Regions from separate parts of the Homo sapiens genome. Here region 2 is linked to region 1. The links are chromatin loops, found by intact Hi-C in ENCODE. Cell type or tissue: heart right ventricle. All regions are shown on one strand. Links, peaks and the distances in the headings refer to the core of each region. The heading gives the core; the rest is flanking DNA.

Region 1 (15,843 bases), core at 3,843-8,842:
TGACCCAGGTGTAAATAAGACCTTGGGCTCTGAAGAAAATTAAGCAGAAAAAACTGGGGCTGGCATTTCTCCCTGGAGAGTTGGCCTAAAGAAATCTAGAGAGAAGCTAAAGGAATGGAGTGAGTCCGCACCCCTGAGGCTGAAAGAATACAAGAAAGGACATTCCAGCAGCCTCCTGTCTGCTGGTAGAATTGCAACCATTTGTAGCATAGTATGACTACAACCAGACCTGATCCTCAAGGAGTCCACAAAGTAGAACGACTATCTGACGGTGCCCAGCATCCAGGGAGGGAAGATGTATGAGGACAAGGCATGTATATAAGTCTTTACAACCAATGGAAAATAACTAAATTCTCCTGTTTAAAAAATAGAGACTAGAGGAGTTTGAAACCAGCCTGTGCAACATGGTAAAACCCTATCTCTACAAAAAAATACAAAAAATTAGACAAGCATGGGGGCATATGCCTGTAAGGCCGAGGTGGGAGGATCACATGAGGCCAAAAAGTCAAGGCTGCAGTGAGCCGAGATCATGTCACTGCACTCCAGCTTGGGTGACAGAACGAGACCCTGTCTCAAAAACAAACAAACAAACAACAACAACAAACCAAGAAAAGAGGCTGACAGGTTAAGCTAAAATACAAAAATAAAGCTATATTCTATTTATAAAAAACACTTTAAAAAATAATAAAGAATGGTTGACAATAAAGCAAAAGGCAAAAAAATTCAGGCAAATATCAAGAAAAAGAAAATAGAAGTGGCAAGAAAAATGTCACACAAGTAGAATTTAAAGATAGGAATATTAAACAGAATGAATAAGAACATTATGTAAATAAAGGCACAACTTACGAAGAAGATAAAATAGTGATAAACCTATACACATCACAAAATATAAGTTAAATATGTAAAGCATATAAAAATAGAAATAAAAGAAGAATTCAACTAAAATACAATTAGAAGAAGCTATTTTAATACACTTATTACAGAATTTGTTATATATAGTAAACAATAAGTCAAAGGCAAATTAAATAATACTTGATTTTCAGATAGAAAAAAAATTTACATCCCTTAAATAGCAAATACATATTTCTTTCATATATTGAAGGAACGTTTACAAAAGCAAGTTATGTACTTGGCCACAAAAGAAAATTCACAGGCTAAATGTATTATAAATTTTATAAGCCATATTTTCTGATAATAATATAATACAATTACAAATAATAAAAAGTTGGTGCCAAAAATATTAAATAGTTGAAAATTTATTCACAAATATCTAGACAATGCTTAAAGAGACAATCTGAATCACAAACGATCTGAAGAGCAATGAAAAGGAGTTTGTTTCAAATTCTTTGACACTAAGCAAAAATTAAATGCACAGTTTTAAATGTCTTCGTAATTTAAAAATAGATATAAAACAAAGAATCCTTGTTCACAGTTTTTTTTTGTTTTGTTTTTTTGGAAAGGCAATGTCTTGGCATGTTGCTGGCCTCAAGCTCCTTCTAGGCTCAAGAAATCCTCCCATCTTGGCTTCCCAAAGTGCTGGGATTACAGGCATGACCCACTGTGCCCAGTCAGTTCACTCATTTAACAGATCATTAAAATAAAGGAAAAAACACACAGGAGAAAGGAATTAATAAATCTAAAATATTTTATTAATGAAGAATAAAATAAAATTGGTAGATATATAAAATAAATACAAAAGGTTACTTTTGGAAAAAAGTAAAACAGATAATACCATTGTGTACCTGATTATAGCACAAATAGACAAAATTAGGAATAAGAAAAGGGATAAAATTACGGATTCAGGAGATAAAAAGAACTAGAATATTTCATACAACCCTGTGGCAACAAGTTTTGAAACCCATAAGAAAGAAATGACTTGGTAGTAATATCAAAATAATTTTTGAGAGACATGGAAAACTTGAATAAACTAATAACTATTGAAATAAATTGGAAAGTGATTTAAGTCTACTATGGAAAAGGGCACAAGACAGGTAAGTCAACAGCTAAGCTTTACCTGTTCCCAAAATTATCAAAAGCTTCCCAATTCACTTTATAAGACCAATATATCTCTAATGCCAGAACATAAAAATCAAATAAGAATAGGCCGGGAGAAGTGGTTCACGCCTATAATCCCAGCACTTTGGGAGGCCGAGGCAGGCGGATCATGAAGTCGGGAGATTGAGACCATCCTGGCTAACAGGGTGAAACCCCGTCTCTACTAAAAATACAAAAAATTAGCTGGGCGTGGTGGCGGGCGCCTGTAGTCCCAGCTACTGGGGAGGCTGAGGCAGGAGAATGGTGTGAACCCGGGGGGCAGAGTTTGCAGTGAGCAGAGATGGTGCCACTGCACTCCAGCCTGGGTGACAGAGCGAGACTCGGTCTCAAAAAAAAAAAAAAAAAAAAAAAAAAAAAAAAGAATCAAATAAGAATAATCTCACTTTTAAATATAAATGCAAAATATCTAAATAAAATAGAACTCTAGCAATCCAGCCAATGAATAGTATACTATGAGTAAGGAAGATATTCCAGAAAAACAAGAGTAGTTCACTATTGGCAATAACTGTAACCCCTCCGTAAATGCCATTTCATATCTCCCACTCTCTGACCACCACCTCCTGTCGTTCCAGATAATTCTCCTTGGTATCCAACTTTTATCATTTTCCCTCAACAGGATCTCCAATCCATTGATCATACAACTTTTTCACCAGGCCTCACCCCTCTCCCAGCTTTACTCCATGAGTGATCATAATCATGTCCTTGCATACACCTTCAACAATTCTTGTCCTCTCTAGTATTGTCCTTTCTTGGGAAACCACAACCCTGACTAAATCCACTTCAACTTTCATACCTTCAACCAAGTATCTGAATTTGACTAAAGAAAAACACACAGCTACACCGACTGGTCTTACCTTAAGTCTGCTTGTTGTTGAACCCCAGGTGGCCCCTTAACGCTAATCAGAAATTGCATTTCCGTAGTGCCTTCACTTTCCCACTTCAGCGCTTCTCTCTCCTTAAGCCTCACCCATCCTTATGTTCAGTTGATGATCTTATTTCCCACTTCACTAAGAAAGTTGAACAACCAAAAGAAAATAAATACAAAAGGTTACTTTTGTAAGAAAAGGTATAGACCCACACTACCATATCTATCAGCATCTGTTGAAATCTGTACTCATGTAGTCCACTTTTCTGCCTTTTACTGAAGAGGAGGAATTGGTGCTCCCATCTAAAGTTAATATCTTTACTTGTGCACTAGATAAAAACATAAATTATATGCACTGTTTCTAATTCCTCTTCTTCCATTCTCAATGTTTCTCTTTACAACTTTTTATTTAGAAAATGCCAAGCTCACCAAAAAGTATAAGAATAATAAAATGAAGATCCATGTACCCTCCACCTCCATATACTAATTATTAATATTTTGCCACATTTCCATGATATCTCTCTAGTCTTCATATACAAATACATGTTTTATATACACATATATGTATGTATTTAAGTGTGAAGTATATGCACACACATACACATTCTTTTGGAGGAACCATTTCAGAGTCAATTACAAACATTATGTCATTCCTTAAGTGCTTAAGTATGTATATCCTACAAATATTTTCCTATAGGACTGCAATACAGTCCTCACTATCAGAAAATTTAACATTGCTACAATATTATTTAATAGTCCCTATTTAAATTTCTCTATTTGTCCCAATAATGTTCTTTACAGATTTTTTTATTATTGTCAGTGATGGTGATAATGATGATAGTATCTGTGATGGTGACAGTGATGGTGGCATTTTAATCCAGGATTCAATTGAGGACCATACATTACATTTAATTGTCATCCTCGAAGTCTGCATTAAACATACCCTAATCAAGCTTTCACCTCTAACACTCTCCTCCACTGGTGACCTCTTGTCAAGATCACTAATGACTTTCATGTTCCTAAATCCAACATCCACTTACTTTGCCTGTAAGCAGCATTTTGGCATGGCTGATCATTCCCTCCTCTTTGAAATACATACTTTCTTCACTTAGTTCCAAGAAATTCTAATCACCTAATTTTCCTCAGTAATCTAGCCATTCTTTGTCATTCCCCAATATCTTAATATTGGTCCCTTTTTTCCTTCATCTGCACTTGATTAGTGATCTCAAACAATATTATGGCTTTAAATAGCATATGCCAATGACTCCCAGTTTTATAGCTCTAGCCCAGACTTCTCACTTGAATTCCAGACTCATATATCTAACTGTCTTTTGAAAAGAGAATTTCATAAAGAAAATCTGAAAGAAAAGGAATATGGGGAAGAAGTTTCTTCCCTTATTTTTACAGAGAGAAGTAAGCTTCTTACTTTTAATTTGTATTTCTCCTTACATTGGTTCTTGAGTAAAAATACTTACTGTTATTAAAAATTAATCTCCCCCAAATGAATATATAATGTAATGCAATTCCAATTTGAATCTCAACAGATGGGGTTATTTTGTAATTAGATACCTATTAAAGTTTATATAGATTTATAAATGCCTAAGAAGAACCAAAATGAACATGAAAAAGAAGGAAAAACAAGACACAGAGCACACTACAAAACCAATATAATCAGATCAATTTAATAATGGTAGAAATAGACACGCTAATCACAACAACAGAATAGTAAATACAGAAATAGATCCCAGTACAAATAAGAGGTGAAAATAGAATGAAGGCATGGAAGATGTGGATTATTTAATGAATGCTGCTGTCATAAGTGGCCACGTGTCCAGAAGAAAATAAAAGTGGTCTTCTATACAACATACAAAACTGAATTTCATATGGATTAATGGCTTAAACATATGTGCAAAACACAATCTTGCAAGAAAAACCATTCTAAGTCATCTAAATCAGCATAAGGCTGGATGATGCCATTTTAACAAGACTGGAAACTCAGAGAGAGAGAGAGAGACTATTTGTTCACCAAACAGAACACATTCAGGCTAATGTCCACAGTTTATTTATTTTTAAAAAGTTCTTCCAAATTGTCAGGAAGACAAACTAATAGAAAACAGGCAAAGGATATATAGACAATCCAGAGAAGAACAGTTCTAAATAGCCATCAAACATGTGAAAATAGGTATAAATTTATTAGGAAGTATAAGAAAATAACACTTAAAATTTAACAGACTGACAAAAAATTAAAAATAACAATAATACCTGTTACTGGTAGGGATGAGGAGAAAACAGGATGTCGTGGAAATGGGAAATGTTATAGGCTTACTCTATGAATTAGATTAAGGTTACTGGTTAAATAACTTTAACCTTAAGTAACCAACTGCTTACTATAAAAATATTTCTTTAGTAAAATTATTGAATTGACATATTTTTAAAGGCAGCATCAAAACAGTAGCCCCACATAGAAGTCATTCAAGCAGGCTCATTTGCCCAGAGAAATACCCAAGATCCTGGGAGAGGAACCAAAGGGAAAAGGAGACAGAGAAGAAAAGGGAAAGGTAGCTGTGGCCAAAGGCTGAGATTCCCTCCCAGCCGCTTAGCCAAAGCACTAGAAATTTCCTGCAGGATTAAAAAAATAAAAATATTCACCAGGAGTCATGAGTACTGATTTCCAACACAATTAAAATCCTCCTAAAACAGCACTGGAAGCCTCCAGCACACAAATAAGTTATATTCCAGTTGTCTGTAGCTGGGAATGGATTTACCCATAAAAACAGTATGATAAATCTCCTAAAGCAGCTCACACAAATTAAATCACTTACACTGGCAACGAGAAGAAAGAGAAAATGCAAAATCTTGTTGCTAAAGCACATTATTTCAGCAACATTCTGGGTTTGCCTTGGAACCTAAATCCATTTGCATCAATGTTTCAAGGAGTAACAAAATGCTATTCTATTTGTAATAATGTTACAAACTCCATTTGTGACAATGTTTCAACAACGCAAATTCAGTGATTCCTCATAAAAAGAAAATACAAAAGCAATAGAAGAACATCCTCTTGCTCACATCCTATATGTGATCCTGTTTCTCTTCCCAGCTCTCTAGCTGGAGAATAATAACAATAGCAACATTTACTACTTACTCTGATCAAGTTCAGTTCAGGACACTTTTTGCCTGCGTAATTTAATCATCACATAATCTCGTGATCTAAATATTATACTCATCTTATTTAAACATGGCGGTAAGTTCCAAAATACTTAACTTGTCCTCTGCCACTTAATCAGTAGGCAACTGAGAGAGAAATATCTGATTCTCAAGCTATGTTTTAACCTGCTATATGCCACCAAAGTTCCAGTATTCTGCCCCCAGAACACTGGGTCACGTACCATCTGGCCCAAGTCCAAATTCAAGAAATGCCAGGCTCCTGGACCTTTACCACCACACCGTGCATTTCACAACCACCAACCAGAAAAGAATATGTGAGCCTCTGGGCCACACATCTCTGCTCCTGAGAACATTCCTTGGAATAAAATGGATCTGCCATTCAAATGTATGGAAAGATTTGAGATCCATTGGAGGGCTCCTTTGTAGAGTTTTGTGACATCAGTGGAGGCTGTAGGGATAAGGATGGTGTTCCAGTTCCTGAAGAAATTCCACCAGATTCCAACTGGCTGCAGACAATCCACATTCGGGAACATTTTGATTCATGGATGTCCACGACCTTGAGTGCTAGCCCCAAATGAATTCAGCACACAAGGTTCTTGTTTAATAGGTGACCTTCCCAAAATAGCTACAGATATTAGCTCTCCCTGAAAGATCTCTCTGGGGAAGTTTAAGAGACAGATTTGCCTTTCAGCTTTCCAAATCCCTTGTTTGGGGTTTTAGAAAATAACTCACAATCAGAGCACTCCCTCTACCTATCATCACTTTACTTTTAACAAAACTGAATCACTTGGAGCTTTGTACTGTATTTATTTTCACTGATCTCATTTTTTTCCCTTTCTTCATTTTTTCCACTTAAGGGACCATTTTCCCACATTTTGCCTAAGGCTTTTTCCCATGAGAGGTGATAATAACTAAGTGCTGAAAACTTTTGAGATGTTTCATGTAGGTCATTTTGGGTTGTTGCTTTTCTTCTTTCTCTTAACACTAAAGACAAAAGGGATAGTAGGGCAGGATATTATTGAGATATAATAACAGGTATACAGCTTGACTGAGATGAGCTTGTTTCCTAGTTTAGACGAGATGGAATTTTTAAGAGCTGAATTTCTCAAGTGATATCATCATCCTGTGAGGAGAAAAGTCTATCAGACAAACAACTCCAAGGGAGCAGGATACTCTTCAAACAAAAGCTCTGTAAGCCCAGAGGCAGATCAACTCACATGAAAAGGCAAAGGAAGCCAGAGGTCAAGTTGGCCACACCTGGACTCTGTAGGCTTCCAAAGGGAGGAACTGGGCATAGTGCTAAGTCAATGAAAAAAAACACATTTATTCATTCACTTATTCACACTATTTCTTGAATATCTACTAAGTTCATAACATACTGTGCTAGGCACTAGGATACAAAGATAAGTAAGACCCAGTCCTTGCCACCAGAGAATTGCCCCACTCAAGTGAAGTAGCTTCTAGCTTTCGCTGCCATTAGGCTTCTTTTTAACAACGAAAACTTTGGTAAGAATAATGATAGAAAATCTACTTTTTAAATTCATTGGTTGGGAATATACATATGCATATGGACTTACAGATTCCTTTTGGTAAGTCTGGGCAGTACCAGGCACAGAGAAGGACTGGGCTAATGAGATGAGCAATGACAGCAACATGGTGAGAGTTGAACCACCTGTCTCAGCTCTGCCTGAGACAGGACTTTCCTTTTGTTCTAAAAACTTTGGTATCTAGGCCCACTGCCCTCACTCACAAAAACATCTTCTAATTTATTGCCTAATGCCCAAAATTCCATATTCATAAGTATAACACTTCTCTAGCTCTATGACACTACAAAGCACCATCCAAATCATCTCCCTCCTGCACTCTTTACAGTGGCCCTTTAAGGTAAGGATCATTAACAGGTGAGTCGGTTTAAAGGACGGTGAGGTGACTCGCACAAAATCACTGAGCTAGAGGGGTCAGTTCAGGACTCCTCAACCTCAACCATTACACATTCAACTTCAAAGCCTGTGAGCTTTTTACAACATCAAGCTGGTTCCTCTAAAAAAGATTATATTTGATCTTCTAACATGTATTGGGCATGTACCAGATTACAAATGAAAGGACAGAAGGAAGAAAGGAAAGGAGGGAGCGTAAAGAAGGAAAGAGACCAGCATTTAGCTAGGTGCTTTTTATTTTATCATCTCCATCACCCACCCACTTAAGAAGCTATGATTATTTTACAGATAATTTTACATATGCGGAAACTAAATTTCAGACAGATTGAATAACTTGCCCAAGATCACACAGCTTATAAGAAATGGAGCTAGAGGGGCCGGATGCGGTGGTTCACGCCTGTCATCCCAGCACTTTGGGAGGCCAAAGCGGGCGGATCACGAGGACAAGAGATCGAGACCATCCTGGCTAACACGGTGAAACCCTGTCTCTACTAAAAATACAAAAAATTAGCCAGGCATGGTGGCGGGCACCTGTAGTCCCAGCTACTCGGGAGGCTGAGGCAGGAGAATGACGTGAACCCAGGAGGCGGAGCTTGCAGTGACCCGAGATCGCGCCACTGCACTCCAGCCTGGGCGATGAGCAAGACTCCGTCTCAAAAAAAAAAAAAAAAAAAGAAGAAGAAGAAGAAGAAATGGAGCTAGAATTAAATCCCAAGTCCACCTAACTCCAAAGCTTATGCTTCTAACTCCTTACCTCACTGCCTAGAATGTTGTGTGCAACTTTGAGGAACTCATGCAGTATCTAAGTATTATTCTTCTCATCCCTCAAATGGGCCCTTAATAGGAGCTACCATTTGTTAAACATGCTTACCCGCATCTATCTCTTTCAGATCTCACAACAGCGCTGCAAATAGGCATTATTATCTCGACTGCAGTGAAAATGAGATTGAATCTCGAAAGGGCAGACTGAAGGCAGAGCCAGGATTTGAACCCAGGACTCTAGCACTTTCCACTATTTTGTGTCAACTATGCCAGCTACTACACAGGCATTAGGTGAAGAACAAATGAGATAATAAATATGAAAAACATTCATAAAGTATAAAGTAGTACACTAATATATTATTGTTGGAATTATTATCTTTTCAATCATTAAACTGAGACATTAGACACAGAGGTTACAGGCTAAATAACTTACACAATATCACATTGCAAAGAAATAAGTATTAGGTTCTAAGATCTGGTCCAGTGTCTTTTCCACTTTCTGCCCTGACTCAATTCATTAATTTTTTGGCGCCTCAGCCTCCTTCTCAGTAAAATGAGAGCAATGATGTCTAACTGGTTATTGTGAGGATTAAATGATTTCATATTAAATGATTTCATATTATGAGGATTAAATGATTTCATACATATATATATGGTTAGTAAAATTGTTTTTCTTCCTTCTACTCAATACTTTGATTACAGAACCATGCCCTGGCCTCCATGTTTATAATAATTTACCTTTCTTTTTCTTTTTCTTTTCTTTCTTTCTTTTTTTTTTTTTTTTTTTTTTAATAGAGACAAAGTCTCTCTCCATCACCCAGGCTGGAGTGCACTGGCACCATGATGGCTCACTGCAGCCCCAGACTCCTGGGCTCAAGCTATCCTCCCACCTCCACCTCCCAAGTAGCTAGGACTACAGGTGCATCCCACCATACCCAGCTAATGTTTAAATGTTTTTTTCTTTTTTTGTAGAAATGATGTCTCACTATGTTGCCAGGCTGGTGTCAAACTCCTGGCCTTGAGTGATCCTCCTGCCTCAGCCTCCCAAAATGCTGTGATTATGTGTGTTTGTCACCATGCCCAGCCACTTGCCATTTTCACAATCACAAAAAATAAAGCAGCATTTTGAAAGGTCATGTCCATTCTCAGTGGCTACTTCTGGAAACACTGACTACAATAAGATCTGCCCAAAGTCTGCTATATTGTGCAAGCTGCTTGCAGGTAATGCCATGGTAACCTTTGTAGATTTGGTGGGAAATGGTGTTTCTTTCATGTCATCATCCTTTCAGCAAATGTCCCAACTATTCTTTTCACGATGAAGAACTCTAATGACCTAATGCACTGAAACCTTAGTGCTACTAACACTGTCTTCATAATCAATTCATGCTGTCAAGATGCTTCCAGGAATTGTATAGTTTAGCAACTGAGGTTCTCAAAGCAAATAAAAAGACCAAGTTCTCAAGGGTAGGTTTTTCCCATGGGAGTGTATAATTCAGCGGATGTTTAACTAGTGCCAGATTTATCAGGATACTTCCAACTCTGCATCTGATAAGAAGTGTCTGGAGAATAAATATCTTCTATTTCTCCTCCTGGCCCTAAACAACTCAAGCCTCACCACTCCCAGACATCACCGAGGTAGCATCACCCTTTGCTACTTGCCAGAAGGTCACCCAGATAAGCTTCTGCATGGTTTACAAATATGTTTGAAAAATGAAATTCCTTCAGCCAACTGCAATAATCTGGTTCAACCACACTTTTTTTTTCAGGCAATTCCTTCACAGGCATCTATCTTCTTATGACACACTTATTTAGATGTTATCATGATTAGTAAGATATTAAAATCATTTCTGCTCACAACTGACTGTCTTGACACCCATGTGTTCCATGAAGTTCCCTCAGCGTGAGAAAACTCAATGAAACAGGTGGTGCAAATTTCAATGATACTCAACGCATCAGCACGTTTTAGAAATGGTATACATTGCTGGTCACTCCTTCCCCTGGAAAAGCTGCACCCTCTATGTCTTCATGCTGTGTAAGAGACTGGCCTCTCCTCTGTGCTTCCACAACCTTTAGTTCTTGATTCGTATGAGCTTGTGGCTTAGCTGTTCAGATTTCTGCCTCCCCTGAAACCTCAGAGTTCCCTCAAAAGCAGACCAGGAGCCACAGCTTATGGATTTGTTATATTTCCATCATCAGGCCCAATGCCAAGGGTCCAAAATGAGTTCAGTGAATAAATTGTTAATTAGCTAACAAATGAATACGACCCTGAGAATACACTTCTGTTGGTTTTTTTATGGGCAGGGTTGGTGAAGTGAAAGTCTGATAACTCACTATATAGGTAGGATAGGCCAAGAGTTCCTGTAATTGGCATTCTTTTGACCTCTTATTATCCCAGTGGTTGGATCCTATGAACAATGGACAGAACAATGGTTCTGAAAGAAAAAGTAGCCCCCAATACAAACCACTCCAGCTGTTCTGGAGTCAATGATAAATTTTCCCAAACTCAGTTCTGAGAAGTGCTCTCAAACAAAACTCACCAGCACTCTGAAGAGGGTGAAATCCCTGGTGTTTCTCCTTTAGCTTAACATAGAGCTCTGTAGTTGGTGGCTCATTGGCAATCTTACTCTCCATTAAAATGCCACAGAATGCAGTCTGTCTCTCAGAACTGACACATCTGTGTGCTTGATAACTCCCTCCTTCCGACAACTGATGTTGACTCATTCCCCACTAGTGTCACATGAACATCATCAATTGTCCCAGGGCTCAATGGGCTCTGAAAAAGCATCTTAGCACAGAGAACACTTCTCTACCAATCCCCGTCATAAACCTATTTGGCAGCCTATAGCCCATCTTTTCTGCCTGTTCTTTAATCATCACCTCCTTCCCATTCCCTCCTCTCTGTGACCCTACACACAGGTTCCAAGTCAGAATTGGAGGAAAATGATAAAAGAATCTGCTCAAGTATTTTATAGTCACTCAGAGGTTAGCAATTTTGGCCTCTAACCATGTTCCATAGTGAAATCTTGTCCTCTGAAGAAGATAAAGATGAGAATTTTTACATAAAGAATTTTTAAATAAAATAAATATTAAGATGAAAAATACAGCAATTGTGATTCTAACAGGTCAATATAACAGAAGTGCACCAAAAATAGCAAAACCTCAAAAACAAGTTATTATTTTCAGAAAGACACCAAATGAAAAGGATCCATCGAGAAGTCAAAGCAATAAAGAGCGCTTTGGATAATTTACAAAAAAAAAAAAATTAATGATGGCTTCCACTGGTCCTGGAATTCCACTGGACCTGCGAATTCATATGAAAGAGACTTTTTAAAGTAGGATAAGAGAAACAGGATGCTGTGGGACTGATATAATTTTGTATTACACAAACTGGAAGAATAGATTGTTAGAGATATTAGAAAGACTTGGCCAGGCGCTATGGCTCACGCCTGTAATCCCAAAACTTAGGGAGGCCAAGGCGGGCAGATCACAAGGTCAGGAGTTCAAGACCAGCCTGGCCAACATGGTGAAACCCTATCTCTACTAAAGATACAAAAAATTAGCTGGGCATGGTGGTGGGCACCTGTAATCCCAACTATTTGAGAGGCTGAGGCAGGAGAATCGCTTGAACACAGAAGGCAGAGGTTGCAGTAAGGTGAGATCATGCCACTGCACTCCAGCCTGGGTGACAAGGCAAGATTCTGTCTCAAAAAAAAAAAAAAAAAAAAAAGAGTTTTTTTTTTTTTTTTTTTTAAAAAGCTATTTTTCATACCCAATTTCAGATCCAATTGAGAGGCACAAAAGAGTAGTATATGTAGATAAAAATACCACTTTAACTTTTGATCAATCTCATATTGAAGAATGTGGCTTCCATGTGCAGCAACAATGAACCCTTTATTACTGAATCACAGAAGTATGCACGTATAAGGCTGAAAAAACAAAGACCCCCTCGTGTGGGAGCTTGCCCTTGTAAAACTTTCAGCATAAAGGAGCAGGTCAGACTGTGCTTATAAGCAGTCAAATCTCCTTTTATCTTCCATGTCTCCCTGCTACACATGCACACACACACACACACACACACACACACACACACACAGAGCAAAAAGGGGCTGAGCTATTTCCTCATTCTGTTCTTCATCACAAGCTTCTTTTCTTCCCCATTCTAAAGTTCTTCATCTCGAACTTATCCAATATATCACTCCTTCCCAAGGGAGACGAAACCAGGGTGTTGTTCTACTAACAGAAATCCCTCAATAGAAAAAGAAACCACAAGACTGGGGAAGAATAGGTACTATCCATATGGGTGTTATAATTATGTACCCCATAACAATTTTCTGAATGCTTACTTGTAGATAAATTTTGTCTTAGGCATGAAGGAGAACAGCAAAAGAAGAGGAAATAGCTAATATTTGTTGAACACCTACAAAATGCTGGACACCATGTTAAGGGTTCTTACATACTCATACATCATCTCATTTAATCCACACAATTCTAAGAGAAAAGTATTAGTATCTTTTTTTTTCTGTTTGCAAATGAGGAAATTAACACTTGGAAAGGTTATATAGGAGAAGATATTGCAGAGCTTGCAGACAGTTTTCAATGCAAAATAAACACAAATGAAATAATTAGAAGGCTACAGCAAAATCTATTGCCCACACTAAATACAAAGTGAATGCAAAGAAAAGTGAACACTGTGATGTTTAGAATGAGAACATAATATATGGATCAACAACCTCCGAAGCCAGAGAACAGAGAGGACAAAATGGAATGACTACCGTAAGTATGTACTTAGAGCTGAAGAGGGATGGGGGTGACGAAGAACAAAGAGAAGTTCCATAGATAAGGGAGGAAGTCAGAAATCTTTTAACTGTTGGTCTGGGTGATACAACTTTGATCAATAGCAGCCATCCTCACTAAAGTGTACTTCTGTTTTTAGGTCATTATCAGCAACTGATACTACAAAAAGGTTGAAGAAGGAAGTTCAGTCTGAGAAGAGGCCTGGGTATGGAAAGAGGGAAGTGAATATGGAAAAGCTTCCCTTCTTTGTTTCTACTGTCCTGTAAAGTGTATTTATATTTTATTATCCTCCATTTCACAGGGTGACAATCAGCAGTGGGATAAGCAGGCACTGTTCCCATGATTCAGACGTTAATGCTAAATAATTATTCACTGGGACTTGAAAGAACTCCTCTCCCACCATTCAAAAAGGGAAGGGCTTGGCCAGTCAAATGTTTGGCTATTGTACAGTACCATAATAGCTGTAAAAAAAAAAAAAAAGAAAAAGAAAAAACACATCTGTATATTGTAGGAAAAAGTAAGGCAGTCCTTAATACTTTTATAGTATAAATTGAATAACAGTACTATTACCTACTGAAGGTGTTTGTGTAATCATAGATTACAGTGTTAGAGCTCTATAAATTACAAAACTCCCCCACATGTAAAATATTTCATTCTAACGTCACAGATAAGAAAATTTAAACCTTGGAGAATTTAAATAGCTTTTCTATTGTCATTCGTCTTAAAGACAGTAGGTTAAGATCCAAGTCCAGGGTTTTCTAACTTCAAAAAAAATACTCCAAATCTTGCATGACACTACCCAAAGAAATATGAGACAAAAATACCCATAAAATTCTGAAATGGCTCTTAATGTCTGTGACCGAATGCCTCTCTTGTTTTGTGAGTAAAACTGAACAACGATCCAAATAACCAAAACTTTTGGTAGCTTTATTTTTTGTCCCTTGTGGACCTGTAAAAAAATATTTTTATTTCATATTTTATCTTCTATTAAAAGAGGAAAAAGCACTAGGACAAATGTTGTGCTGGTAAATGTTTAACATACAGATTTTGAGGGTGGGAAAACCCTGATTTGTACAGTTTGCCAGTTTCTGTGGTGTCATACTCCTTACACAGGCAATCACAGTCTACCATGTGGTGTTGGGAAAAATGCACGTGATTAGCTCTTGTGAGCCAGGACACACTGAGACTGCCAAACAATTAATCAAAAACCCTCTTGATGGTATATCTTGTTAATAAATGCATCAGTGATAGAGAACTATATGCAAATAGCAAGCTCTGGGTGTGAGATTCACCCGGTTAAGAACAGCAGTTGCTCCCTTCTCCAGGAGGATATGTTCCAACACTCCCAGTGGATGTCTGAAACCATGGATAGTACCAAATCTGATTGCTATCAACCAGAATGCATTTCTATTTGTGTCTTCCACACACAAATTTAATGCCTTCTTCATCTTAACTCTCATCACACACCGTGGTTGTAACTTGCAGTCTGAGGTGTGACAGCAAAACCGGAAAGAATTTCTTTTCCCTTCTTCACAATTTTATGGACTCATTCTTTTTTTTTTTTTTTTTTTTTTTGAGACGGAGTCTCGCTCTGTCTCCCTGGCTGGAGCGCAGTGGCGCAATCTCGGCTCACTGCAAGCTCCGCTTCCCGGGTTCACGCCATTCTCCTGCCTCAGCCTCCCGAGTAGCTGGGACTACAGGCGCCCGCCACCGCGCCCGGCTAATTTTTTTGTATTTTTAGTAGAGACGGGGTTTCACCTTGTTAGCCAGGATGGTCTCGATCTCCTGACCTCATGATCCACCCGCCTCGGCCTCCCAAAGTGCTGGGATTACAGGCGTGAGCCACCGCGCCCGGCCTATGGACTCATTCTTAACTTGGATCTTAGAGCATGGTGATGCTGTACAAAGGGAAGATTCCCTGGGGAAGGCAGAGTAGGATGGCACTACATTTCATCATGCTACTCAAACGGCACATAATTTTAAACACATGAATTGTTTATTTCTGGAATTTTCCATTTTCTGACCACCATTGACTGCAGGTAACTGAAACTGCAGAAAGCAAAACAGCAGATTAGAGGAAGCTACTTTTCTGGATATGGAAACTGATCTGACTTTCAACTGAAGATGTGAGACCTTGTAAAGCAATCTCAGTTTTCCTAAAGAAACTAATGCCAGAACTGCAACTTGAGATTTTTAGCTTGAAGAAGCAAATCACCAGATGAAAAGAGGTGAATGGACATGTTTCCTTGATTTGCCATCTTGGAC
Region 2 (15,843 bases), core at 4,855-9,854, 51 kb after region 1:
GCTTAACCAGCTGAGCTTATCATCTTGACCACCTGAATGGATTCAGAGCGTCCCAGGAAAGGAACATAGTACAAAAGAGATGCACAGGAAGTCATGGTGATTCAAAACTCAGCAGAGAGAGAATGTTTGGATAACACCCTTAATACTTCACTTCCTGCCCACAAGAATGGCAAGGGCTTCAAAGTGACCACCTCCTTCCTTGCTCCACCCAAACCCTGACCCTTGATGTATGACAGCAAAGAGCGATGAAGGTCATGTCCCCAAGTATCTTGCAAGATTGCTGGCAGGGACACTAAGAAGAACTCATCCAGATTTTTTGTCACGATATTTTTTGCCACAATAGTTTGAGTTTTCTTTTGCCAACTTTACATGAGCTTTGCTTTTGATCCACCCCAAATATAGGAAGATCAGGGTTCACATCCTTCTCTCCCTCCCCAGGAAGGACCTTCCCGGCTGGCTGCAGGGACTGTCCAGGACTCTGATGTGCTCCCAGGGAGGGGAATTTATAGGGGGGTTAGCATGAATCAGAAACAGTACTGGGCATTTCACATCTGTTATCTAATTTGCAGAGATGAATGTTTAAAGACAGTCTGAAGCACCTTCCCTCTAACCTGCCTTCAGAGTTTGTTTTTAAAAGTTAAAGAATACTACCAAGCATCATACCCATTACACGAGTGCTCTATGTATATGTGTTGGACACATTGGAAAGTCAAAAGAATGAGTAATAGAATAAGACATAGGCTACGTAATTCTGACTAGGGATTGATTTATCAGGCTAATCCATTGTCACTCTTGTCATCCAAGAAAAATGTCCAATGGGATACTGTGATTTTAAGGTTTTATTTATTGATATATTTGTGCCAGGAATATACTTAAAACCACTGGAAACATAATAAATTTTCAGGTGGACAGGAGTAAATGAGAGTTGTGGGAACCATGCCACCAGCAAGATATCATCACATGCAGTGACAAGAGGGCACCAGGTAGGATGACCATAATTCCCAATCTGCCCAGAACTGCCCTGGCTTACTCATAGTGTCCCCTTTCATTCTCAAATGTGTCCCAGTTTGCATGTTCACAGGTCAGAAGACTCAATAGTGTCAAGATGGCAACTCTCTCCAAATTAATCTGTAGAATCAACAAAATGTCAGTCAAAATCCCAGCAGGTTTTTCTGTAGAAACTATCAAACTGACTCTAAAATTCATGACTATGTGAAGAACCAAGAAGACCTGAAGCAACTTTGAAAAGGAACAAAATTGGAAGACTGAAACTATCTTGGTTCAGATTTATTATAAACATAGTAATCAGCACAGTGTAGTATTGATGGAAACGAAACAAACCAAAATAATCAATGGAACAGAATGGAAAGTGCAGAAGCAGACCCATGCATATGTGGACAATTGACTTTTGACAAAAGTGTAAAAGCCATCTAGTAGAGAAATAATAATCTTTTCAACAAATGGTGCTGGGACTAGGTGCTGTGGCTCACACCTGTAATCCCAGTGCTTTGGGATGCCAAGGTGGGAGGATCACTTGATGCCAGGAGTTCAAAACCAGCCTAGGCAACACAGCAAGACCTCCCCTCTAAAAAAATATATATATATTCTTAATTAGTTGGGCATGGTGGCACCCACATGTAGTCCTAGCTATTTGGGAGGCTCAGGCAGGAGGATTGCTTGAGCCTGGGATTTCAAGGTTGCAGTGAACTATGATCATGCCCATGCTACTGCACTCCACCGTGGGTGACAGAGCAAGACCCTGTCTCTTAAAAAAAAAATAATGCTGGAACCATTGAATATTCATATGTAAAAAAATTAACTTTGATTTATGGCACCAAACTGTATGCAAAACTTTATTCAAAATGGATGGTAGACTTCAGGGTAAACCTAAAACCATAAAGCTTCTGGGAGAAAACCTTTCAATTAGCCATAAAAGAACAAATTAATAAATCAGATTTCACCAAAACTTTAAGATTTTGCTCTGTGAAAGGCTTGCTAAAGAATGAAAAGTGAAGCCACAGACTAAGAGAAAATATTTACAAAACATGTATCTGATAAGCAACATGTTATCTAGGACATATAAAGAACTCTCAAAACATAAGAAAACAAGCAGAGAAAAGAAAGGACTTGCCAAGGTTTTCGTATGAGTGAATAGCAAACCTGGGATCATCCTGCATCTCCTGACTCCCAAGCCCCAGCCCCATTCTCCCTGCCAGGAAGCCCTTTGTCAGAGTCAACGCGGAACATGGGTGGTGCAGTAAGAAATCACCCAAATCTTACTTTAAATCCTGGTGCCACCACTTACTGGCCTTTGGAGCACTTGTATGACTTCTTGGTTTTCTCATTGGAATATTGGGAAGGTAATTTTTTAAGTGCCCTTGTTTAGATGATAAATTATAAGGTCTCTTTACCATTATATGACCCTTGGGGTATAGCAGATCGCCAAAAAGGAGCAGAGGGCACTAAAAGGAGAGGTGGAGAACCACAAACGACATGCTTTACTCCTTCAGTACTGCACCCAGCCTGGACTCTGAGCCCTGTGTTGCAGTTACAAGCAGCCACAGCTACTTGTCAACCTGTCCAATTACACTTCTGGAATCCCAATAAGAAGTGCTTATAAATACAGGGCTCCAATTACCACAGGTATCATGTTGGCTGCCCAGGAAGTGCTTGCTTTAGAACACCTTTGGGAATCCCTCTCCCCAAGACTTCAGGTAGCCAATACTTTCACAGTAGGATCCAGACTTTATGTGCTTAAATGCATAGCATAGGAGAAAATCTTTCTGGCATCTCAGGGATTCTCCTTTCCCCTCGCTTGTATTCTTTCACTTCCTTCATTCCAGCTACCTAAGCAGTTCTCCAAGTGCAGATAGTGAAGGAAGAGGCCTCCCTAGGGTCCCCTCCCTAATCTGTATGAAGTTTTTTTGCCTCTCTCTCTCTCTCTCTCTCACACACACACACACACACACACACACACACCGATAACTATCTAGATAACCTTCTAACCTTCTCTTTCAGTTTGTTGTTTCCCCCATACACAGACCCAAAGACATGGATTCAAGTGCAAATAGTTAATTTTAGAGAGAACCCCAAGAAACACTGTTGGGGGAGTCAGGAAATGGGAAAATGAGACAGGGAAGGGGAGATAGCAATAAAGGTAGTTGCCACTGTGGATAATTGGAATTTAATCCAAATGACATCTCTGGGAGCCAGTGTAGAAAATGCATCTCAGGGCCATCTCACCAGAGCAGTGAGGGATCTGAGGTATTTATATACCAACTCCCTGAGTCATTGGTTGAGTCAATGCTGCCTTTGACAAGCTTAGTCCAGTTGGGAGCCAGAAATTTAAACAGCTTAAACTCCTCCGTGGATGCTATATGTCTTATTAAAATTTGAACCCCAGCATAACATAGCATAGTTCCCTGCTACTGAGAGCCTCTTATGTTGGAGCCAAAGCAATCTCTGGCTTATCAAGATGGACTTCAGGAAAACGGCAATTGGAAATTGACCAGTCTGCACTGAAGTGGCAAGAGTGAGCAGGGAACACCAAGTTACTTTTTCATGGAATTACAGCACCATTTAGCAAGCACTGAATAACATACTTAGTGTGGCATGCTCACCAAATACTCATAGGCTTACCTATATTTGATGACCGAAAGTCTGAACTGAAGAAACACAGATCATTTCCAAGTCAAAGCACTTATGAGTCTGTATGCAACCTTTGTACCCTCTCTTCGCATAATACAGCAACTCAAAAGCTGCATGTTCTAGATTGGGTATATACAGGACGCAATCAGACTAGATCCTTAAGTTGCCACTGGGAAAGAAGCTGACCTGGAAAGCTGCAGGACCCAGAGCCAACTTCGTGCAAAAGAGAAATAAACCTACGTATGCTCAGGTGCTGAGATTTTCAGATTTGTTTGTTACTGCAGCAAAGCTTAACCTAACCTGCCTCATATAGTTAGAACCTTTGTCCTGATTTCAATTTTATGTATTCATTCAACAAATAATTATTAAAAGCCCTGTATATTCTTGATGCTGAGGATACAGTGGTGAACAAAAGAATAAAAAGTTTCTGCCTCTATGGGATATAATATGTACTAATAGCAAGGCAGTCTTGCCAATAAGGGAAAGGTTTATTCCTCCTCATAGTAACTGTAAGAGACACAATGGTAAATAAGCAGCCCAGAGAGGGAAATGTTCTATTTTGATAGAAGGAAAATGGTCAGTTGTTATGTGTAAGCAAAGTTGTTAGAGAAAAGGAAAGAAAAATATCAATGCAAACTTCTTGTTGTACATCATTTCAATACTCGTTGAGTACCAATTATAGGCCAGGGTTTATGCTAGATGCCAGGGATTGGGAAGTAAAGAAGAATAATGCTATGCTAGAGAAGCTGAGTCTAGTGAGAGGAGAGAAATGTAAATCAAGCATAAATTATTTGACGACTTCTCTGTCTCTTAATTAACCTTTGAATCTCAGACTGTCACAGGATAGATGCCCAATAAGTATTTATAGAATATACTAATAACTGCACTATATTGTTTCCCTCAACCTCAGAAGAAAAGCTACATTAGAAAGGAAGAAATCAGACTGGACATGATGGCTCATGTCTGTAATCCCACCACTTTGGGAGGCCAAGGCCAGAGGATTGCTTGAGGCCAGGAGTTTGAGACCAGCCTGGGTAACATAGCGAGACCCTGTCTCTACAAAAAATTAAAAATTGTCCTGGTGTAGTGACATGCACCTGTGGTCCTAGTTACTGGGGAGCCTGAGGTTGAAGGATCACTTGAGCTCAAGTATGAAGTTATCATGAGCTATGATCACACCATTGCACCCCAGCGTGGAGAGCAGAGTGAGATCCCAATCAAAAAAAAAAAGTTAGCCCATACCCCTACACGCCTTCATACTCTCACCTACTCAGCCTTTGCAAATCAATGCCTAAGGAAGAGACTTCCTATATTACTCCCAGAGTGCATGGTACAGGGCTCAGCAATGAGCAGTCAACTGAAAGATTGAGCTCTGTGGAAGTACAAAGCCCTAACAGCTGTTGAGAGTTTAACTTGAATAATCCATAAGGTGGGATGTTAACCCTAGGGACCAAAATAAAGTCAACAACCTTCCACTTGAAGCATATCCAGTCTACATAGATCACTGCAAGTCCCTGAAGTCTGTGTCAAGGACTTGTGAACATTTCAAGAAACGTCAATACCTCTAGCACTGCCCCTATTTTAAAGAGAAGTAAAGGCAGTATATACATCCAGAAAATATCCAGAAAATAAGTCAAACCAGTGCATTTGTTAAGTCCTGGGGTCTCCTGTGGCCATATTCTCACCTCCAGTTCTGTTCTCAGTCTTCTCGATCCCTCTGTGCTGCTGGGACTCTCTTGGTTTCTCTAATAAGTAAGTAGATCTTTGGGAATGTCCTTGGCAGATTCTGCTTTGGAGAAATTAACAAACTAAATCAAACTGACAAAACATTTAACAACATAACTTAAAGCAAGGTTGTTCTTTCCCTAAGAACAGGGCACCCTCAGCCTCTTCAGGTTTCTAGGTAACATTAGAGGTTCAGAGAATCTCTAGCCTGCAAGCTACCATTTGTGGGGTCTATGGAGAAAATAGAGCACTGATTTCTATACCCAGCTGGACCCGCTTCTTCACCCAATTGGTCTTCAGTGTGTCCCCTCCTGCTCATCCCTCACTCCCTGGCCCCCACTGTTCCATGATAACTGATAAACTGCCAGTGTATTCATACTATTTAAAACAGAGAGTATCTAAAAAGATCACTACAACTTACCAGCCCCTTTTATCCTTGGGCAAATTCCTCTTACTTAGCTAACTGCTTTGTCTGGCCAGAAACAGCTTTGTGAAATATAATCCAAGGTACCATGAAGTTTTATAATCTCTTTCCATTAGATATACAGCCTACCCTATATCTAACCCCAACAGTTGGAAATGATATTAACTGACCTCTGATAAGTATCAGAAACCAGTTGCTTCTCACTACTAATCATCTATTTTTGGAACTGAATGCAAAGGAAACATATGCTCAGTCATGACTGTGACTCTTTAAAACAAAGTCTGTTCATCTTTCATCTTCCCGCATTGCTTGATGATTTTTTTTTTTTTTTTGCTCACCTACTCTGACCCATCACTTTAGCCCTGAAAATTTCAAAAAAAAACATGGGTGGGGGGATTGTTTTTCTTTTCTTCATCCCTTCCCCACCCCAAATCCTTATCCCTGCACAACAGCAAACCACATCTTACCTATGTGGAATGCAGAAGAAATGTTTTCCTTTTGATATTAAAAAGTCCTCCCACCAACTAGGTAAACATTGGCCACATCACAGAGCTGGTATGTTATTGCAGAGCAGAGGGGAGCACAAACCCAGAGTTTTTTCAGGGTCGTGTCGAAAGGAATCTCAGGCTTTGGCTGCAACTCCAGGGAAGAGATGAAAACACTGTGTACACGTGTCAGAATGCCAACTGCAATGGCATGCATGGATTGCTACAGTGACGAGGATTTGATTGAACAATGGGATCTTCTTCACAAGTAGTTTTTGGGATTCCCTCTCCTCTTCCAAGACAGGATCCTGGCTGAGATCAAACACTGTATTCTTGGAGGTTCCAGCAACAACAGGTCGACTTTTGAACAGTGCTGTCAACAGGGCATCATTGCAATCCAGTGCTTTGAGAATTGCTGAACAAAAGCAAAGTGTCAGACTGTGTCACAGGGATCAATCAGTCAAGGACACATCTTCCCCATGTCCTTAGGGGTATGACATTCTCAACTACCACTGTAAAGCAGAAAAGTGGGACCAGAGAAAATTTAAGTGATTATTCTCATTGCACCCAGGTTTCAATATGGACAATTTGTGATGATCTGAGATGAAGTTGTGACGTTGTGAAATGCACCATTGAGCTAATGCAGTTGCACTCCAAGGCTTCACAGAGGGAATGTGGCATGCTGGTCCCATTCTGTGTTTGATTTGCTTGATGGTAATAGGAGAGTTATTTCAACTCTCTTTCTCCATTTCTCCATCCCTTAGGAAAAAAAGATCATTTTAATCCTTCAATAGAGCATCCAAGAGGATTAAGAAATAATAAGGTCTCTATGTGAAAAGTCCTCCATTGTACCCATAGAGATTTCATCGATTATTAATAAAAACACCCCAAGGCTTCCATTTTTCCTTGGATTCTGAGTATGTGGTTACTTTTGTTCATGGCATCCAATGGTAAGTTAATTTTATTAAGAACATTTTTAGAAAGCTACAATGTCAGAAGTTGACACTACTCTCTTTCCAGTCCTCTATTCTTGGTAACATCATTAAACATCAGCTGGCCCCAAAGGCAAGTTGCACCTTTTTTTAATCTAACAGCCATTCTGTGGATAGCATTTGTTTTCCATTGCTGCCAAGGAGACAATCTGGCTCTCATTTCCTTTGAAGAAGAGCCCATTATGATGAGTCAGGTCTACACTGGGAATAATTAGGTCAAATAAATGAGCCCTTCCAGCTGCCTATAGCATCACTCAACACCCCCCTGTTGCAGATGCAGGAGACATTTCTGGAGCAAAAGCAGAGTTTATCTGTTGTGAGTTACCCCTTCCACTTGCCCAAGGGATGCTATCAAAACATATGCAAGGTAATTATGGCTCCTCTCTTTGCATCTGGAAAAGTGAAAACTGATCCATAAAATCGCATGGAGATCTCATTGTCTTTCTGCCCTACCAGAGAAGGCTCCTGCAGCATGAGGAAATAAGAACCAGCTGACAAGCTCGGGCAAGACTCCTGCCTTGTGTCACATTTGCCCTCATGGTCTCCCAGCCACCTTATCCTCAGTTGTCATGTCCACTGGCAGGAGAAAAAGGAAATTCAATGATGTTGGAGTCATGTACCAGCCCTTTTTAGTATTCCACTTGAGCCGATATCTGCAGCTCATCACTCAGGCAAGCATCTGGCCCAGCCACCTCCACAACTCACACTCTCAGGCAGTTTTCTTTTGTGTTCAACATCTCATATACACAATAGGAGACTAATCTGGGGCTGAATTAGAAATACAAACTGCTATCCAAGTTAAAGATCTCCCCTGCGCCGATCTGGGTACCAGAAAGTGGAAAATGAAGATTAAAAACCATATATAGAAAAAGCCTTTCATCCAAGAGTCTCATTACTCAGAGAGAAAAAAGAATCTTCAGTTTTGTTTCTCTCTCTCAACTTTATCAAACCATTTAAAGATTGCTATAATGTAGGAACCCTCATGAGTTGCACCACCGAATTCCACAACCTGGAATTTTATACCTTACATTAACATGGGTCACTGACCTCCTCAAAGGGGCTGATGATGCATTTCAGGCTGGCCAGATCATGTGCCTTTCCCAAGGAATATGTGGTCTTCAAGATCCCATCACTTAACTTTCTAAATCTAAATCACCATTTGAAGCCTCTCGTGCAAGTGGTTTGTCTTGAGTTGTGTTTGCTTTGCTTGCCCAAGGGGTTTTATTACTCTGGGTTACTCTAGCTCCAAAGGAAATGAGAATATCAATATCTACACTCTGTCTTTTAAAAAAAATTAGAGGAATTTGGCCTACATTGCAGTAGTAACTCAGAACAAAAGACTGCTCACCAATCCTTGCTTCCAAGCTGCCTACCCTATAGTGATCACCACATCTCACATCTACCAGGAGGTAAATGATGCCTCAGTAGAACCTCAGGAAGGAGAGGACAGCTGTGAACCTCAAAAATGAGCATATTTGCAAACATTCTGGGGCAGTAGCCTATCAAACAAAGTTTATCACAAAATAGCTTTAATTCAGTCATTGTTGAGTGACTGCTGAATGCAAAGCACTTTTACCATACCTGTTCCACCCTCACTTGTGAGCATCAGCCTTGCTGTCCTTCAGTTTTACAGTAAACCCTGCATCCAGAGGCCTCCCCTCCTCAGACACCATCGTAATTCCTAGTTATGGGAGATAAGGAAGGCTTTCCTTATGGGGCTCAATTTAAACTCTCAATGCTGGCTCACAGACCAGCCCCTACAGATTCCCCTATCTTACCTTCCTCTGACGTGAAATCTTCCAGGTGTAGGTTAAGGAGCCCTAATCCCACATTGCCTATGGATTAACCCAGGAAAGAAGACATCATAACCCTAAATGAAGTACATTAATTTTTTTAATCTGTTGCAGCCTTTAATCAATTTCATTCACTTGCCTTGCCCTAACCTAACTTCCTCTCCTGGGATGTGTCAGCAAGGCTCATTACTAAGAAACGCCAGCGTCACCCACACCACGATCTTGTGACTTCAGCACCTCCGATTCCATGAGCAAACCTCAGCTGTTCCAAAGTGAAAGAGTATTTCACCTCTCCCAAGAGGCTGGGTCCAAATCATGCTACCGACTTCAAAGAGGAGGAGAGATGTGAGGGAAGAAGGAAGATCCCCTCATTGAGGCAGAGGAGCAACCTCAGGTCCTCTGACACCCAGAGGAGGTGCACAGCTACATTTACTCTGGTATCTCCAGACCACAGGTGCAGCACGGCTCACATGTGCAATGAATTCAGCATGTGATTTGGGTAGAGTGTGGGAGTGGATGCTCACACGTGCAGCCACTGAAGCCTGGGCTGTGCTCAGTGAGGCGAGAAGAGGGGAACTGAGGTCTATCAAGATCCATTAATTCATATGATCATTGTCCTAGCTGGTCAGGCTGGATTGAATTCACAGCAGGGTGGCCTCATGGCCCAGGGTAGGGACCACAAAAAGTTTTAATTGCTGATAAAACAAATAGAACAAAACTTTAAAATACAATTTTCTGCTCCCTCAACCCCCGGCCCCACCCCATGTCTTTAACCTGTGATCGAAAGGATATTAAGATCTTGGGTGTATCAACAGTCCAGAGGACAAGAAGGAAAATCCTGGGATGTGAAATATTCTGCAACAAGGAAAGCAACTGGAGAGGCGACTAAATTCACTGCAGCTGTTCTGCCCTCCTCTTTTTTTCTCTCGCTCCCTCTGTCTCTTTCCTGGAAGTCCCCTAGTAAGAAGTAAAAGAGATAATGGCTTTGGAGTGCATGTTTTTCCTGGAATTGGAAGGAATTTTAACAAAGGAGCCCTTCAGAATGAACCCCCCACCCCTGCTTTTCACCTGAAGTAGGACAAGATTGGTGCCCCCAACATCATTCTCCATGTGGCCCCAGGTTGGGTTGGGGGGTGAACACTACTGATAAGCTCTTAGCAATTTCCCTATTTGTGGACTCCGAAGCTCCTTAGCTTGACAACTGATGAATAAGTTTTCTTTTGTGGGATAAGAGTAGATGACCTTTTCCCCCTGAATTCCCATCCTGGGGCCGGGGAAGAGAGCCCAGGATCCCTTCTCTTGGCCTTCACACCGTGGGAAAGAGTACCTAGAGTTAAAAGCCTGATAAATGCCCTCGAACAGCTTTGAAAATCACTCAGCGTGAGCGCTTGCCTCCTGAACAAATGTCCAAGTTGTATCACTACGGGAATGGCTCTCGGGTCACAGACACAGAGGTGATTCTCTTTGTAAATAGATTCATGCCACTTGTCTCCTTTCTGAAAACAGTTTCAAAAGAATTATTTGGTGAAGTCAGTTTCCTAGGAGAATCCATCACACTTCCCCAGAGATATTTCCACCCTTACAAACCATTAGATAAACTTAAAGAACAAATTAGTCCTCGTGGTAGGCCACCCCCACCCTATCTCCAGTTCACCACTTCAATCATGCTAGTTTTTCAGTGGATTTGAAGCCAAGCTTTCACATCAGAGCCCTCCAACCAAGAGCCTGAGTGTATAACTCATAAGAACAATCAAGTAACAACGTTTTTCTTTCCATTCCTCACATCTGGTATCCGCTGCCTTGTGAATGGGGTGCCCCTCAGCAGGAAGGGTTAGAGCTAGGGTAAGTGTGTAGGGAGTAAGCCTTGAAAAGAAAGAGGTGGGGAAAGAGCAGCAAAATCAGGACTGTCCCAGGAAGTGACTGTCAGTCAAGGGTTCCGAAATCCCTCAAATAGCTACTTCTGCTGTCTTGGTTTTGTCCATCTCTCCTCTTTTTTTACATACCTGCCACCCTAAAAACTACGAGCTATGCCTAACGTAGCGCTAACCAGTTAAAGAACTGCTGGTAACTTTAGAAAAGAGTCCATTCCCCATCAGAATCAGAACAAAATCTTTTTTAAAAAAAATTATTTTTGGCCAGTCATTGTTGCTCACACCTGTAATCCTGGCACTTTGGGGGGCTGAGGTGGTCAGATCGCTTGAAGTCAGGAGTTCAAGACCAGCCTGACCAAAATGGTGAAACCCTGTCTCTACTAAAAAATCAGTTGGACATGGTGGCACATGTGTATAATCCCAGCTACTCAGGAGCCTGAGGCATAAGAATCACTTGAACTCAGGAGGCAGAAGGTGCAGTGAGCCAAGATTGTGCCACTACACACCAGCCTGGGTGACACAGCAAGACTCTGTCTCAAAAAATAATAATTATATATATATATATATATATTTAGGCCAGGGGCAGTGGCTTATGCCTGTAATTTTAACATTTTGGGAGGCAGAGGCTGGAGGATCACTTTACCTAGGAGTTTGAGACCAGCCTGGGCAACATAGTGAGATCTTGTCTCTACAAAAAAATTTTTAAATTAGTCAGGCGTGGTGGTGCATACCTATAGTCCCAGCTACTTAGGAGGCTGGGGCAAGAGAATCCTGCTGCTGCATTTTGTGCTACTGCACTCCAGCCTGGGCAACAGAGTGAGACCCTATCTCAAAAAAAAAAAAAAAAAAAAAAAAGAAATAAAAAGAAAAAGAAATACATATATATATTTTAAGATCCATTTTAGAGTTGCAACACAATTAGGAGGAAGGTACAGAAAGGTCCCATATAGCTCCTGCTCCCACACATGTATAGTCTCCTCCATTATCCACACCCCTGGACAGAATGGAATATTTGTTACAATTGATGAACCTACATAGACACATCATTGTCACTTGAGGTCCATAGTTTGCATTAGGGTTCATTCTGGGTGTTTTCTATTCTACAGGTTTGGACAAATGTATAATGACATGCATCCACCAATATAGTATGATTCAGAGAGTTTCCACTGAATAAAATCTATTTTTATTAAGTTGGCATACAATAAATGAATTAAGCATCATAACAGCACAGTGTAGTGGGGAAAGCTGAGACTCTGGAGTCAAGCAAGCCAGGATTCATGCTCTGCTTCTATTACTTACATTGTTGTGGTTAAGGCAGGTTACTCTCTGAGATTCTGTTTTCTCCTCTGTAACATTAGAATGATTATACTTACATGAGTCAATAAGAATAAAATGAGAAAAAATGAAATAACAAAAGTTAACACACTTGGTACAATGTCATAATAAATAGCAGCTAGCTACTCCCATCCTTGATGTATATCCAACCATAACTGCGATCCCATCATTAACAGGTTCTGACATTTTTGACTTGTCTTCATTATTTTCTTGTTTATAATAAGTGGCAAACAATGTCAATAGCCAGCTCAGTTACCCATAATAGTTGCAATATTTAAGCAACACCAAAATAATATGTCAAATTATAAAGACAAATATCTCACACAAAATGGGAGAAAGAATTACTGGAAAGAAATGAGAGGTAAATTCATAACTTCCACAGTGCATTATCTGAGAGAAGAAAGTTTTGCTGTGATTTAAATCTTAATAGGTAATTTAAATATAGATGTATAACATTATAAAAGTGCATTTCATTGAGTTATAGAATTTCAGCATTGTTAAGTCCAAATCGTTATCAGATACATGAATATCATTAAAAATGCTTTTTACTTTAATTTACTCATTAGAGCACTTTTTGAAAAGGCTATTTAGGAATCCCTGAGTAAGCAAAATGGTCACAACCCAAGAATAAGAGGTTAGAAGTGATAAAGGGAGGTTATCTTCAGAGAATCCTCTCCATTTATAGGTACTAAGCTCTGAATGGGTACATAACACTATAATAAACCTTCAAAAGAGATGCGTTGGAAGAAACATACAAATTTAAATCTAGTAGTTGCTCACTAATGGGCCAAGGCAATTGGAGAGAGATGCTGTAATAAGAGATAAAGTTCAATCAGCTCCTTTAGTCCAGAATTTTTCAAAGCGTAATCCACAGTCCAACTGTACCTAAATCCTCTAGGGACAGAGAGTGATGGTGGTAGACACTGAAAATGCAATGTCTTAAACTCCATCCTAGAACTCTGAACAGAATCTTTGAAGATGGTTGTGAAATTAGCATTTCTCAAAGTCATTTTTAATAAATTCTGAATGTGAAACCAGACTTGAAATGTGAAAGGAAGTGAAAAGACAAAGCTGGATACTCATCATTGAAAAAGAGGCAAAGTAGATAATGTGCTAATGGAAAGAAAGAGGAAAAGGAAAATTCAGTCATCTTCATGTGATGTGTCATAACGTATCATTAAGAAAGCACCCATATGACTCATTCCCAACTAAACTGCATCTGAGAGAGTCTCACTCAAAATATTACCCTACTCTTCTAAAATGATTCCCAAAGTTTAGCCAAATTTAAAATGGAAGGCTGGAGGCAGGGAATATTTATTTTCTCTAATATATTGCTTTCACACTCAATGTCATATTTCTCTTAAGACTTGAAGGTCTTTAGAGAAAGAAAAGCCTAGTGGAAAACCAATATTGTTTTGTATTAATGCATCTTTCTAGAAAACAAATTAACTCACATTCAGTCACATAAAGATAAATTCTTCAGGAAAGATTGTCAAGAAATAATAGTAGGCTGGGCATGGTGACTCATGCCTGTAATCCTAGCACTTTGGAAGGCCAAGGCGGGTGGATCACTTGAGGCCAGGAGTTCAAGACAAGCCTGGACAAATGGCAAAACCCTGTCTCTACTAAAAATACAAAAAAACAATTAGCCAGGCATGGTGGCTAACACCTCTAATCCCAGCCACTCAGGAGGCTGAGGCAGAAGAATTGCTTGAACCTGGAATGCGGAGGTTGCAATGAGCTGAGACCACACCACTGCACTCCAGCCTGGGCGATAGAGGGAGATCCTACAAAAAAAAAAAAAAGAAAGAAAAAAAAAAGAAAGAGAAAGAGAGGGAAAGAGAGAAAGGAGAGAGAGAGGGAGGGAGGGAGGAAGGAAGGAAGGGAGGGAGGAGGGAGGGAGGGAGGGAGGGAGAGAGGATAATTGTTTAATATAAAATAATTTTCTTAAATTTCCAGAAAAAAGAATGAGCACTCTCTTCCAGTTCCTTGAGAGACATGGAAACTATGATGTATTTTCTTACCAAAGGGTAAGTTCCTCCTACTCATTTTATCCTAACAAAGCTCCCAAGGAGCTAACTTGAAAATGTTGTCACAAGTTAAAGTATTTTTAATTCAGACCGCACATGAAATGGAGTTTGTAATTTCATCTTGGTCATTAGATCATGTAATCTTATACTTTTCAATTGCCTCTTTGCGTTTTTCTTATTCCTACACCTTCATCTAAAGCCTAAACCACAAGCTGTCTACCTAACTACGGCTGAGGAGATCATTGCCCTAAAATAATGAGATAAAATTTGAGATATAGAAAGTATGACAGAATTCTAAGAAATTGGAGGTATAATATCTGCCTGAGGTAATCAAGAAAAATTTCATGAAGAGGAAGAATCCTGATAAAAAGTATACATTTCATATGTAAACACATGGACACAGGGAGGGGAACAACACACACTGGGGCCTGCTAGGGCGGGGAGTGCGCAGGGTGGGAGAGCATCAGGGAAATAGCTAATGCATGCTGGGCTGAATACCTAGATGATGGGTTGATAGGTGCAGCAAACCACTATGACACACATTTACCTTCGTAAAAAACCTGCACATCCCGCACGTGTATACCCCGGAACTTAAAATAAAGTGTAGATTTCAATGAAAAGAGATGACCAAAAAAGGATACTACAAAAAGAGAGAACAGGAATAGAAACATGAAAGTCAAAACTGAAGAACATAATTAGAGAAAGGCATCTCTCTCCTTCCACTTTCCCTCTACATATTTTATCATTCCCCTGATCTTATCTATTTGACTCTTTCAATGCTTCTCCAAACTTTGCTTTACATTAGATTCTCTGTATTATTATTCTAATTAATACTTTCAATACCTATCTCCACCTAGACTATTGTGACCATCTTCATAATGGTCTCTTCTATTCATTTTTTCATCTTTGTATTAATCTGATGCTTCATTTTACAGCTTAAAAAACAGGATTGGATTTCTTGGTGCCCACTGAATAAAGTCATAAATCTTTACTCTAATATTGAATGTCCCATTATGTCATTCTAGGCTTTGGTTTTATAATTTCCCTTAATGCAGATACATGGAGGTCATGAAATAAGCAAAGAAATCAAGTAACAAAAAGACTGAGATCCAATTAAAAAGCCATGAATGCTTAAAGCATGGTTCATGAGGATTTTCCAGTGGTCTGAGTGCTCATGATATTGAAAAAGAATGAATACTACAAATCTCATGGAGCTCAATTTTTTGAATATATGCCCATATGCAAATAAAATGTCCAAGTGGAGGTAAACTAGATGTTATAAATAATTATTTTTAGAAAACAGGATCATGAATGTTTTTTCTTTACATTTGTCTGTGTTTTCTAAATGTTATATTATAAGCCATACTACTTTTCTAATTGAAAGCATGCTCTAAAAAACATGTTCGGGAAAAAAAAAAAAAGAAAGAAAGAAAAAAAAGCCATGAATGACCTTTGAGAGCCCAGTGTCAACAGAAGCATAGAATGAGCCACAAACAGAATGAAAAAACTGAGGCATAAAGAGAAGCTGAAGAGGGAAAGC

The links. Peaks named below come from ENCODE experiments on the same cell type or tissue, not always from the same donor. Only the 100,000 strongest peaks of a DNase experiment are listed, where the experiment ranks them.
Region 2: it touches region 1 in a loop (11-fold over the local background); 5 of 110 quality-filtered maps call a loop at or near these places.

The regions. Positions count from the first base shown.
Region 1 is chr1:219,734,850-219,750,692 of GRCh38, forward strand. All of the region lies in intron 5 of LOC105372926 (a long non-coding RNA gene), which reads right to left. Among named protein-coding and RNA genes, the nearest start is that of ZC3H11B, 130 kb to the left of the region's middle. In heart right ventricle, for the core only: no CTCF peak of the experiment used is centred there; DNase peaks (open chromatin) are centred at 6,354 and 6,608; H3K4me3 peaks cover 2,679 bases; H3K27ac peaks cover 3,275 bases.
Region 2 is chr1:219,785,015-219,800,857 of GRCh38, forward strand. It overlaps LOC105372926 (a long non-coding RNA gene), which reads right to left. Exons shown (of 6, transcript XR_001738473.2): 3 at 12,238-12,284; 4 at 6,265-10,563; 5 at 5,334-5,434. Among named protein-coding and RNA genes, the nearest start is that of SLC30A10, 140 kb to the right of the region's middle. RefSeq lists an enhancer at 9,326-9,475. In heart right ventricle, for the core only: no CTCF peak of the experiment used is centred there; a DNase peak (open chromatin) is centred at 7,801.